Linked DNA regions of Homo sapiens: region 2 is linked to region 1. Evidence: chromatin contacts called from ENCODE Hi-C data. All regions are on one chromosome and are shown on one strand. Each heading gives the region's core, a stretch centred on a gene start or an enhancer-like site at or near the end of the contact. The rest is flanking DNA. Distances are from core to core; before and after follow the strand shown.

The links. A loop is a pair of places that touch in the nucleus more often than their neighbours do. Pooled maps may share reads with other maps.
Region 2: a pooled map of gastrocnemius medialis shows a loop between it and region 1 (2.5-fold over the local background). The contact joins the promoter of CEBPA-DT here to the enhancer-like site in region 1. A Hi-C loop is called at or near these places in 2 of 168 maps with a recorded cell type or tissue (PC-9 and gastrocnemius medialis) and 1 of 50 pooled maps.

What each region holds. Positions count from the first base shown.
Region 1 is chr19:32,359,727-32,365,608 of GRCh38, reverse strand. ZNF507 (zinc finger protein 507) reads right to left here. Exons shown (of 7, transcript NM_001136156.2): 5 at 4,991-5,105. Among named protein-coding and RNA genes, the nearest start is that of ZNF507, 17 kb to the right of the region's middle. Within about 2 kb of position 1,740, at least 5 of the 41 ENCODE cell types and tissues checked have a DNase peak (open chromatin) inside an H3K27ac peak, as active enhancers do; they include PC-9, where a contact is called at or near this core.
Region 2 is chr19:33,300,677-33,306,088 of GRCh38, reverse strand. It overlaps CEBPA-DT (CEBPA divergent transcript), which reads right to left and starts at 3,268. Exons shown (of 1, transcript NR_026887.2): 1 at 1,032-3,268. CEBPA (CCAAT enhancer binding protein alpha) reads left to right here and starts at 3,555. Exons shown (of 1, transcript NM_004364.5): 1 at 3,555-5,412. The coding sequence starts at 3,675. The coding sequence ends at 4,751. RefSeq lists silencers at 2,815-3,074, 3,155-3,724.

The DNA.
Region 1 (5,882 bases), core at 491-2,990:
AAACCAAGGACCATCTAATATGAAAAATTTTGAGTGGAACTTTTCAGTAAAACTTTGGGGCCAATGTTATAAATGTCAGGTATAATCTCTCACCTTATACAAAAATCAACTCAAGATGGATTAAGGACTTAAACCTAAGACCTGAAACTACAAAAATTCTAGAAGATAACATTGGAAAAACCCTTCTAGACACTGGCGTAGGCAAGGATTTCATGACCAAAACCCCAAAAGCAATTGCAATAAAAACAAAGATAAATAGCTGTATCTAATTAAAGAGCTTTGGCAAAGCAAAAGGAACAGTCAGCAGAGTACACAGACAACCCAGAGTGGGTGAAAATCTTCACAATCTATACATCTGACAAAGGACTAATATCCAGAATCTACAATGAACTCAAACAAATCAGTAGGAAAAAAACAATCAATCCCATCAAAAAGTGGGCTAAGGACATAAATAGACAATTCTCAAAAGAAGATACGCAAATGGCCAACAAACATATGAAAAAATCATTAACGATCAGGGAAATGCAAATCAAATGCAACATCACTAATGATCAGGGAAATGCAAATCAAAACCACAGTGTGATACCACCTTACTCCTGTAAGAATGGCCATAATCAAAGAATCAATAAACAGTAGATGTTGGTGTGGATGTGGCGATAAGGAACACTTCTACACGGTTGGTGGGAATGCAAACTAGTACAGCCACTATGGAACAGTGTAGAGATTCCTTAAAGAACTAAAAGTAGAACTACCATTTGATCCAGCAATCCCAGGAAAAGAAGTCATTATTGGAAAAAGATGCTTGCACGCGCAAGTTTATAGCAGCACAATTCACAATAGCAAAATCGTGGAACCAACCCAAATGCCCATCAATCAACGAGTGGATAAAGAACTCGGAGATATATATATATGATTGAATACTACTCAGCCATAAAAAGGAATGAATTAACAGCATTTGCAGTGACCTGGATGAGATTAGAGACTATTATTCTAAGTGAAGTAACTCAGGAATGGAAAACCAAACATCGTATGTTCTCACTGATACGTGGGAGCTAAGCTATGAGGACGCAAAGGCATAAGAATGATAAAATGGCTTTGGGGACTTGGGGGGAAAGAGTGGGAGGAGGGCGAGGGATAAAAGACAACAAATATGGTGCTGTGTATACTGCTCGGGTGATGGATGCACCAGGTTCTCACAAATTACCACTGAAGAACTTACTCATGTAACCAAACACCACCTGTACCTCAACAACTTATGGAAAAATAAAATTTAAAAAAGAAAAAAAAAGAAATGTCAGGTATAACTATAATTGGTGTATGGTTTACACAGAGTAAGAACAAAGTTATTAATAGCTGCATTGGTAGGCACTGGGATAGAATGATGTCATTTTAATCTTTCCCTGTCCTTCCACAGGAATGGAAAACAGCTCTCTTTTTTTCTGGGTAAGAACAGGGCTTCTGAGATAATCTGACAACTTCATGAGCAGAAAATGGGAACAAGCCCCTTCAATGCACCAAGTAACATGCTGGGTACTTCATAAATATAATCTCACCTAATCTTCACAAAGCCTTATGAGCGGGGAAGTATTCTCCCGAGTTTCGTATGGGAAAAGAGGCTTAGTATGGCATAACATTCCCAAGGTCCCCAGTGGGGCACAGAAACTGTGTGGTCCAGGCCTGTGATGCTCCCAAGATACTAGAGTGACTCCAGAGCAGCCAGACATAGCATGGGGACCTCAGCAGGGACAGCACTCTGCCTGGGCCCAGCATCTCTTTTGTAAAATGAGCTCTGCCTGCCTACCCTGGCACAGAATTAATTCTTCTTTGTTTCCCTAGTGTTTAGAGGTCATCAGCCTTTTAGTACTTTTCTTTGGTTAGATAATGAATTATTGAGAAGATAAAAGCTGGGCCCAGTAACTACCAGCTACCACTTACTGGCTGTTTATTATGTGCTGGTACCTTAGGTATTTTATTTCACCCTCACAACCTTAATATCCTCATTCTATTAACGACAAAAGCAGCACAGAGAGGTGAAACAGTTTGCGCAAGATCACAAATCTCACAAGTGGGAGAGCTCAGATTCAATCCCAGGACTATCTGCCCCCAGAACCAGGGATCCATGAAGCCGTACTGCCCAGACCACAAGGATGGGGTCATTGAAGGACTGGAATGACAGCATAAAAAGCAAAAGCACGAGAAAGGAACAGGTTTCACCACTACAGAAAACTTGTTATGTAATAGGCACACTAAAATAAACAATAAATCTTTTGTGCCCTTGTGCAAAGTTTAGAAGTTGTGCAACAAGGCCTTGTAGCTCTTTAAGAACTCATTACTGCTGCCTGTGAGCATGTTTCTTAACAAAATGTAGGGAATCAGAAATGCATAGGATATGGCATGAACTCTGAGAAACCAAGCCCAAACTCTGACCATAAGTGCACCAGGCAACGAAACTGAATGAAGCAGACATGAAATGAGCCAGAGAAACTCCTGTGATCCTTGAATTAAGTCAGACATTATAAAGGCTACGCTACCAGCTCCGCTTAAAGCACACAGTATAGGACAACGAGGAGAAAGTCCTAGAAACATCCTGGAATAGAACATGTTAATCCGTAATGCTCTGCGACCAGAAATCCCATGAAGGCAAAGGATGGTGAGTATTTAAAGAAAGTTAAAAGGAGAGCCATGACATTAGAAAATAAGACTTATGAGGAAAAACTGATAATAAGTACAAAGAGGGAGATATGACAAAACTGTATCTAAGGCATAACCACACCAAACCCAGTGACAAAGTGGAGTGTGAATAAATTTGGAAAATAACAGACTGAGAGTTCTCTGATGTTACACAAAGAGGATGCTCACGGGATGTTGCCCGTTGGTAGGAAGACCCTAGGACAACTGCAATGAATCCTATGAATCTGTGAATATTTTAAGAACACAAGAAAACATCCCTGAGACACTGACAGCTATCAAAATGAATCTTTAAGCTGCAAGACTGATCTAATAAAGCAGATGTAAAACCTTCAACAGAACTAGAATCGCTAACCTTTTTCCTAAGTATTTGAGGGTTTACTTGCTTATTGTTTGTCTACAAGTTCCATGACAGCAAAGATGACGTCTGTTTTGTTATGACTGTAGTCCAAGAATCTAGCACGGCCCCTGAAGCATAATATTTGCTCAATAAATATTTCTCCATGAATGAAAGAACAATCTAATTCTGGACCCGGAGAAATGTTATTTTCTTCTTACTTAAATCACATGAATCTGGCACGGTATGTCTAAATTCAAGGATACCAAAAATATAAAGGCAAAGCTTTCTCCTCCTATCAGGTAAACTAGTGTTCCCTGTTTCCATCACATTCTCCTAAACATTTCCCAGTATAAATCACGAATGTAAATATACTCAGTCCCACCTATTAAATAGACTGATTGGACATGGTGTAACCATGTAATCCCAGCACTTTGGGAGGCCAAGGTGGGCGGACACTTGAGGCCAGGAGTTCAAGACCTGGCGAAACCCCGTCTCTAATTAGCTAATCATGGCACATGCCTGTGGTCCCAGCTACTTGGGAGGCTGAGGCATGAGAATCACTTGAACCCGGGAGGCGGAGGTTGCCGTGAGGTGAGATCACTCCACTGCACTCCAGCCTGGGTGATGACAGAGCGAGACTCTGTCAAAGAAAAAAAGGAAGGAAGGAAGGAAGGAAGGAGGGAGGGAGGGAGGGAGGGGAGGGAAAGGAAAGGAAGGAAAGGAAGGAAGGAAAGGAAGAAAGGAAAGGAAGAAAGGAAAGGAAGGAAGGAAACGAAGGAAGGAAAGGAAGGAAGGAGGGAGGGAGAGAGGGAGGGAGGGAAGAAAAGGAAAGGAAGGAAAGGAAAGGAAGGAAAGGAAGAAAGGAAAGGAAGGAAGGAAAGGAAGGAAAGGAAGGAAGGAAAGGAAGGAAGGAAGAAAAGAAGGAAGGAAGGAAAGAAGGAAGGAAGGAAGACACTGAGGAGGACTGAGGCAAGGTCAAACACCTTCCACAGAGTTTTAAGACTCTGCAAACAGATGTACTTTCTGAAGAGTGATTATAAGTAAGTCTGCTGGTTTGCAAATTAAGCACATATTAAATATTCGAAACCATACACAGATCACCACACTTTGGGATTAAACAATGACCTTTTATGGCACAATCTGTCAGGTTTTCATTGAGATTAATACAATAACTTTCCCACACTCACTTGTATCATATCTACAGAATCTGGGGAGAGAGTTAAACCTGCTAAGTTTTGACAAGGGGGTGAAAGTTCATGCGCATTGCCTAGCACTATCACTGAGAATGCCTATATTTTCTGAAATATATATCTGAATTTGCTTTTGGGAAAAATCAAGTAATGAAATTAAATGACTTATTCTACACATACTAGCTTAATTTTGAAAAATGGACTCTTTCATAGAAAATTTTATTGCCTTTAAGTTTTAAGGATCTTTTGCTGAATACTGAGTACCTTACTGCCAAATTACTGAAATGAACTCTAAGGCATTGAAAATTGCTATGAAATTTATACCCATATGAAATGAAAACATAAAATTGACAGATAAAGACAATTTCCTATGTATCAACTAGACAAAATGCCTACTGTCCTAAGATTCAAGCTTAAAGTTCACATCTTAACAAATCAAACAAGACATAATACCAGCCAGGTGCAGTGGCTCACGCCTGCAATCCCAGCACTTTGGGAGGCTGATGTGGGAGGATCCCTTGAGGCCAGGAGTTCGAGGCTGCAGTGAGCTGTGATCATACCACTGCACTCCAGCCTGGGCAATACAGCAAGACACTGACTCAAAAAATAAATAAGTAAATATATAAAACAACAAAATATAAAACCAATTAGTGAAAATTTCTTACTTCTTAACCTGTGTTTCAGTAAGTGCTATACATTTTTATTTCATTTTATTTCTTTAATATAAAATATTTTAATACAAACATTAAAATTCTAGAATCATAACACTTACCTGTACGGCTTATCAGAGTTATGGATTCGCCTGTGGTTTCTGACACCAACATATGTTGTACTTGTATAATCACACACATCACATCTATATTGTTTCTGGACTGAAGACTTATTCCCTAGACAAGGTATTTCAGAGTTTTAGTAGCAGGCTTTGACAAGATTCAAATGACAGCATTTACATTCCATTGTAAATGAAAATTTATACCACACAGTTGTATTAATATTTCAATCACGGCTTTCTCACTGTTTTAACAAGTCTGAAGTGGTTTTATAGGTTTTCCTGCATATACACTATCAGCAGATATAAACTGAACATCATCTGACCTATAAACACAGATAGGTTGGGATGATTCCTGCATAACCATGTACAATATTCTAAGTCATAATGAACTTGCTTCTGGCTATGTAGGAGCTAAATTAATCAGAGACACCCTGTTGATCTGTATCACCAAATAGGTGTTACTCTAACCAATATTGGATATACTGTCTTACAGAAACACTGACTTGACAACAAGCTGTAATTTAATACTATACTCCAATATTATAAAGTGTGGCTATGAAGCATATATAACCAACTCAATATAAAAAGCCTGGCTAGGTGTGGTGGCTCATGCCCATAATCCTAGTACTCTGGGAGGCTGAGGTGGGAGGACTGCCGGAGGCCAGGAGCTGGAGACCAGCCTGGGCAACAGAGCAAGAGATCTCTCCCCCACTCTCACCCTACAAAAAAAAAGCCTAAGGCCTTTTCACCCAGTGCATTTTCTTTGTTTACCACTAAACGTCAGCTACCAACGCAACAAGAAAGGAAAAGCGGCCGCAAATTTTTAAGTGCTATGCAATGTATAATTCTTTCTAGTTAACTGACAGGTTACAGGGACAAAGGTTATGACTGA
Region 2 (5,412 bases), core at 2,019-4,518, 940 kb before region 1:
TTTCCTGCTTTAGGGCTTGGGCAGGACACTTCTATCTAGGGCCCTAGACACCCCCTGTCCTCTGAGAACCCCGCCAGGCCTAGCCAGAGACCTACCACTTGCCCTCAAAACCATTTCCTCCTCATCCCGAGGTACACTTTTAGGCTTCCAAGGAAAAACCAGAACATGGTAGATGGATCTTCGCAACTGCTCCAAGGTCTTCCCCTCCAAAACCACAAAGCAGGCAGGTGAGTATCCTGGAATGAGTCCCCAGTGGCCTCCTGGGGGCTTGGAGAGGGGCCTCCAATTTCCTGGGCATTATATGTGTCAGGGGGTGGTAATCCCAGCCAGAAGCCTGGCATTCAGCCCCCAAGTCCTGACATCTTGTTCTAATCTACCCTGCCCGCTCATTACTGGGGCAATACAAGTCTCCATCCTTTCCCATCTGGTCAACACCCCCTCTCCGTCTTGGCCAGAGTAGATTCTCAGGAACCCAAATCCGACAACGAAGCTCCCCTGCTAAAATCTGGAGGTCAAAAGCCTGGGAGATAAGGGTTCCCCCTTCACCTGCAGTGGCCTTGGCCATCAGCCCAGCCCTGTCTGCGGATCCAGCCTTATCTAGGCCCCACCCTCCCTCACCCCACTCTCCAGCCGGCCAACCATCTCGTTCTTTGTTACCAGAACACATGCACTGGCAGGCTCTCCACCTTTGCACTTACCATTCCCTCCTCCTAGAAGAGCCTTCCTCCCTTATCCTTCCAGCAAATTCCTGCTCAACTTTCAAGGCCCAGCTCAAAGGTCTGCTCCTGCATGAAGCCCTGTCTCACCGCCGGTTCAGTCCAAGCAGGCTGCCATCATAGACCTACCATAAACATTTATTTCTCATGGTTCTGGAGGCTGGATGCCCAAGGCCAAAGCCAAGCTGCCAGCACCCTCAGGTTCTGGTGAGGGGCCTCTTCCCTGCTTGCAGACGGCCACCTCCTTTCTGTGCATGCCCATGACATTGTTCTTCTGATAAGGCCACCAATCCTATCAAATTAGGACCCTACCCATATGACATCATCTCACTTTAATGACTTCCTAAAAGCCTTATCTCCAAATACAGTCACATGGGGGTTAGGCCTTCAACATAGGAATTTGGGGCAGGGACACAGTTCAGTCCATAACACCTCCGCAGACAAATCTGATCTCTGCCTCCTCCACAGCGCCACCTTGTTCAGGGCAGGACTTCTCTTCATCACAGCACATCCACCCTTGATTCCCATTTGTGCCTCGTGTGCATTTGATGAATGAATGAAGTCCCATCCCCTACTCCTTCTGTCTCCTCCTTCCTCCCAGCAGCCTCTGTGTGACAACTTATCCGTCTCTCCCACTGTCCCAGTTCCCAGAGGCAGGAGCCACCCTCTCATGCATCCCTGGGCTCTCGGCACCCTGCACAGGGCAGGCCCGGGTGGGTGAATTCTGGTTCAATTGTAGGAGGACCTGTGGCCCCTGGGGTTGGCGAACCCCGGGCCGGGAGTCCCACTCCTTGCCATTGTCGCCCCCACACATTCATCAGCCCCCTATTGGACAAAGTCTTATTCCCATTACTGAGGTTTCTTCCAGTCCTACGGGGCAGAGTTCCCGATCTCTGGGCAGGCAACAGCAGCTGTGCAAAAAAGGCCAGACATCGCCTTCCTCCCACAACTCCACAGGCCGGGAACCGTGCATGTACAGTGGCGTTTCTTTGTTCCTAGGTAGGAAAAGCCATTAGTTTTAGCACCGCAGAAAAAAACGCAAATCGCTCTTGGTGCTTTTTGATTTCCGTCCAGGTCTCCCTCCACAGGTGAATGCTATATGAATGGGTCCTGCATTTGGCTCAGCAAGCAGCTCTCCGGCTCACATCGGGATATTTATTTAACGTATCTGGTTTTTACTCCCTCCCGTCCAAAAGCGTCAAGCTAAAAATATCTTGTTTATGAGCTCTGGACCGAAAACGAAGCAGTTGGGCTATTAATCACTGGGACTATGTTGAATAGGAACTTGATTAAAGCGCAGTGTGCGTTGCCCAGATGAAACTGCTTCTTTACTGCGATCGTCGTGGAAGCTCGGGGCTCTCCAGCGGTGTTTTTAGCTGTGCCCCCTCCGGGGCTCCTGGGCGGGTCGTGGCGCCTTGCCAGGCCTAAGGCCACTGTCGGTGAAGGGGGTCTTCCCTCACCTGTAGGCAAGCGCGCCTCTAGCCGGGACGCAGGCGGCGTCAGGCCTCAGCGCCAGTGGCGAGGGGCGGCGCGGGCAAGGACAGGAGACACTTGAGGGCTCCCAAGACTCCATCTGGGCCCAGCTGACGGTCCGTAGCCGCCACCCCGGCCCCGGTAAAGAATGCGAGGGACGCACGTGGCTGGGGGTCTCGGTGGCAAGCTCCTTCCCCCGCCGCGGTGAGAGCATTAGCTGCCGCACTCAAGGGGCCCCAGGGCCTGGCCGCCTCGGTCCCTAGGATCCCGGGGACTACAGCGCCCGGCGAACCACTGGGCAGAGTTCTCCCTGTGCGTGCTCGGACCTGGCAGCCCGGCGGCCTGGACACCCTCGCTCCCGCCGTTGGCGCCCACCTGAATGGGGAGGCGGGGGAGGAAGCGGTGGCTTCGGGCCTCGAGGGCTGCGGCCCCCGCCTCGGAATCCCGGCCCCAGAGTTAAGTTTGTCTCCTCCCTCGGTGCGCCCCTCCCCGTGCTCGCCCCGGCGTCCAGCTCCGCTAGTCTGGGGGGCCCCGCGGTCCCGCAGGAAAAAAAATCGGCGACTCCACGCCGGGTAACAGCGCCGGCCCCGCGCGCCTAGCAAGCCGCGCGCTCCGACCTGGAGAAGTAATTATAAAGAAAGTTTTCCAGCCCGGGCGGATCGACCGGCCAGGTCCTCCAGGCTCCCGGGCCGAGGCCGCCTCCGCTCCCCGCGGGGTCCTAGCGCCCTGCGCGGCGCCGCCCATGGGACCCCGGCGTCCTCCGAGAGGTACCTCTGCGCGGAATCACAGGGGTAGCCTGGAGATCAGAGCTAGGAGACGCAGAGCCACCGCGCTCAGGACCTCTCCGCGCGTCCCAAACGGCCCCCCACCGGCCCCAGCCCCGCTGCTCTGCGCTGCAGCCTCCCCGGGACGCGGGTCCGGGACAGGCCTGGTTCTGGCTTTGAAAGAGAATCCGCGCCCCAGCAGCTCAAGACCAAGACTCGCCCTCCGCCCCCCACCCCTACCCCGTGCAGCCTCGGGATACTCCTGGGCTCCCGGCCGTGGCTGGATACGGGCGCCTAGGGCAGGCAGGAGGAGGGGGCCCCCGCTACCGACCACGTGGGCGCGGGGGCGACGGCCGGGCCGGGGGCGGAGCTTGGAGCGAGCGCCGCGGCTCTGCTGGGCGCGCTGGAGGCGGTGGGCGTTGCGCCGCGGCCTGCCTGGGGAGCGCGGCGCTGTGCCGCGCTGGTTCGCCGCCCCATGCCGGCCGCGCGCTAGGACCCAGCAGGCGCCGCGCCGCCGCAGCCCGGGGACAGAGGCCGCCTCGGACTCTAGGGGGCGACGCGGCCTGCCGGGTATAAAAGCTGGGCCGGCGCGGGCCGGGCCATTCGCGACCCGGAGGTGCGCGGGCGCGGGCGAGCAGGGTCTCCGGGTGGGCGGCGGCGACGCCCCGCGCAGGCTGGAGGCCGCCGAGGCTCGCCATGCCGGGAGAACTCTAACTCCCCCATGGAGTCGGCCGACTTCTACGAGGCGGAGCCGCGGCCCCCGATGAGCAGCCACCTGCAGAGCCCCCCGCACGCGCCCAGCAGCGCCGCCTTCGGCTTTCCCCGGGGCGCGGGCCCCGCGCAGCCTCCCGCCCCACCTGCCGCCCCGGAGCCGCTGGGCGGCATCTGCGAGCACGAGACGTCCATCGACATCAGCGCCTACATCGACCCGGCCGCCTTCAACGACGAGTTCCTGGCCGACCTGTTCCAGCACAGCCGGCAGCAGGAGAAGGCCAAGGCGGCCGTGGGCCCCACGGGCGGCGGCGGCGGCGGCGACTTTGACTACCCGGGCGCGCCCGCGGGCCCCGGCGGCGCCGTCATGCCCGGGGGAGCGCACGGGCCCCCGCCCGGCTACGGCTGCGCGGCCGCCGGCTACCTGGACGGCAGGCTGGAGCCCCTGTACGAGCGCGTCGGGGCGCCGGCGCTGCGGCCGCTGGTGATCAAGCAGGAGCCCCGCGAGGAGGATGAAGCCAAGCAGCTGGCGCTGGCCGGCCTCTTCCCTTACCAGCCGCCGCCGCCGCCGCCGCCCTCGCACCCGCACCCGCACCCGCCGCCCGCGCACCTGGCCGCCCCGCACCTGCAGTTCCAGATCGCGCACTGCGGCCAGACCACCATGCACCTGCAGCCCGGTCACCCCACGCCGCCGCCCACGCCCGTGCCCAGCCCGCACCCCGCGCCCGCGCTCGGTGCCGCCGGCCTGCCGGGCCCTGGCAGCGCGCTCAAGGGGCTGGGCGCCGCGCACCCCGACCTCCGCGCGAGTGGCGGCAGCGGCGCGGGCAAGGCCAAGAAGTCGGTGGACAAGAACAGCAACGAGTACCGGGTGCGGCGCGAGCGCAACAACATCGCGGTGCGCAAGAGCCGCGACAAGGCCAAGCAGCGCAACGTGGAGACGCAGCAGAAGGTGCTGGAGCTGACCAGTGACAATGACCGCCTGCGCAAGCGGGTGGAACAGCTGAGCCGCGAACTGGACACGCTGCGGGGCATCTTCCGCCAGCTGCCAGAGAGCTCCTTGGTCAAGGCCATGGGCAACTGCGCGTGAGGCGCGCGGCTGTGGGACCGCCCTGGGCCAGCCTCCGGCGGGGACCCAGGGAGTGGTTTGGGGTCGCCGGATCTCGAGGCTTGCCCGAGCCGTGCGAGCCAGGACTAGGAGATTCCGGTGCCTCCTGAAAGCCTGGCCTGCTCCGCGTGTCCCCTCCCTTCCTCTGCGCCGGACTTGGTGCGTCTAAGATGAGGGGGCCAGGCGGTGGCTTCTCCCTGCGAGGAGGGGAGAATTCTTGGGGCTGAGCTGGGAGCCCGGCAACTCTAGTATTTAGGATAACCTTGTGCCTTGGAAATGCAAACTCACCGCTCCAATGCCTACTGAGTAGGGGGAGCAAATCGTGCCTTGTCATTTTATTTGGAGGTTTCCTGCCTCCTTCCCGAGGCTACAGCAGACCCCCATGAGAGAAGGAGGGGAGCAGGCCCGTGGCAGGAGGAGGGCTCAGGGAGCTGAGATCCCGACAAGCCCGCCAGCCCCAGCCGCTCCTCCACGCCTGTCCTTAGAAAGGGGTGGAAACATAGGGACTTGGGGCTTGGAACCTAAGGTTGTTCCCCTAGTTCTACATGAAGGTGGAGGGTCTCTAGTTCCACGCCTCTCCCACCTCCCTCCGCACACACCCCACCCCAGCCTGCTATAGGCTGGGCTTCCCCTTGGGGCGGAA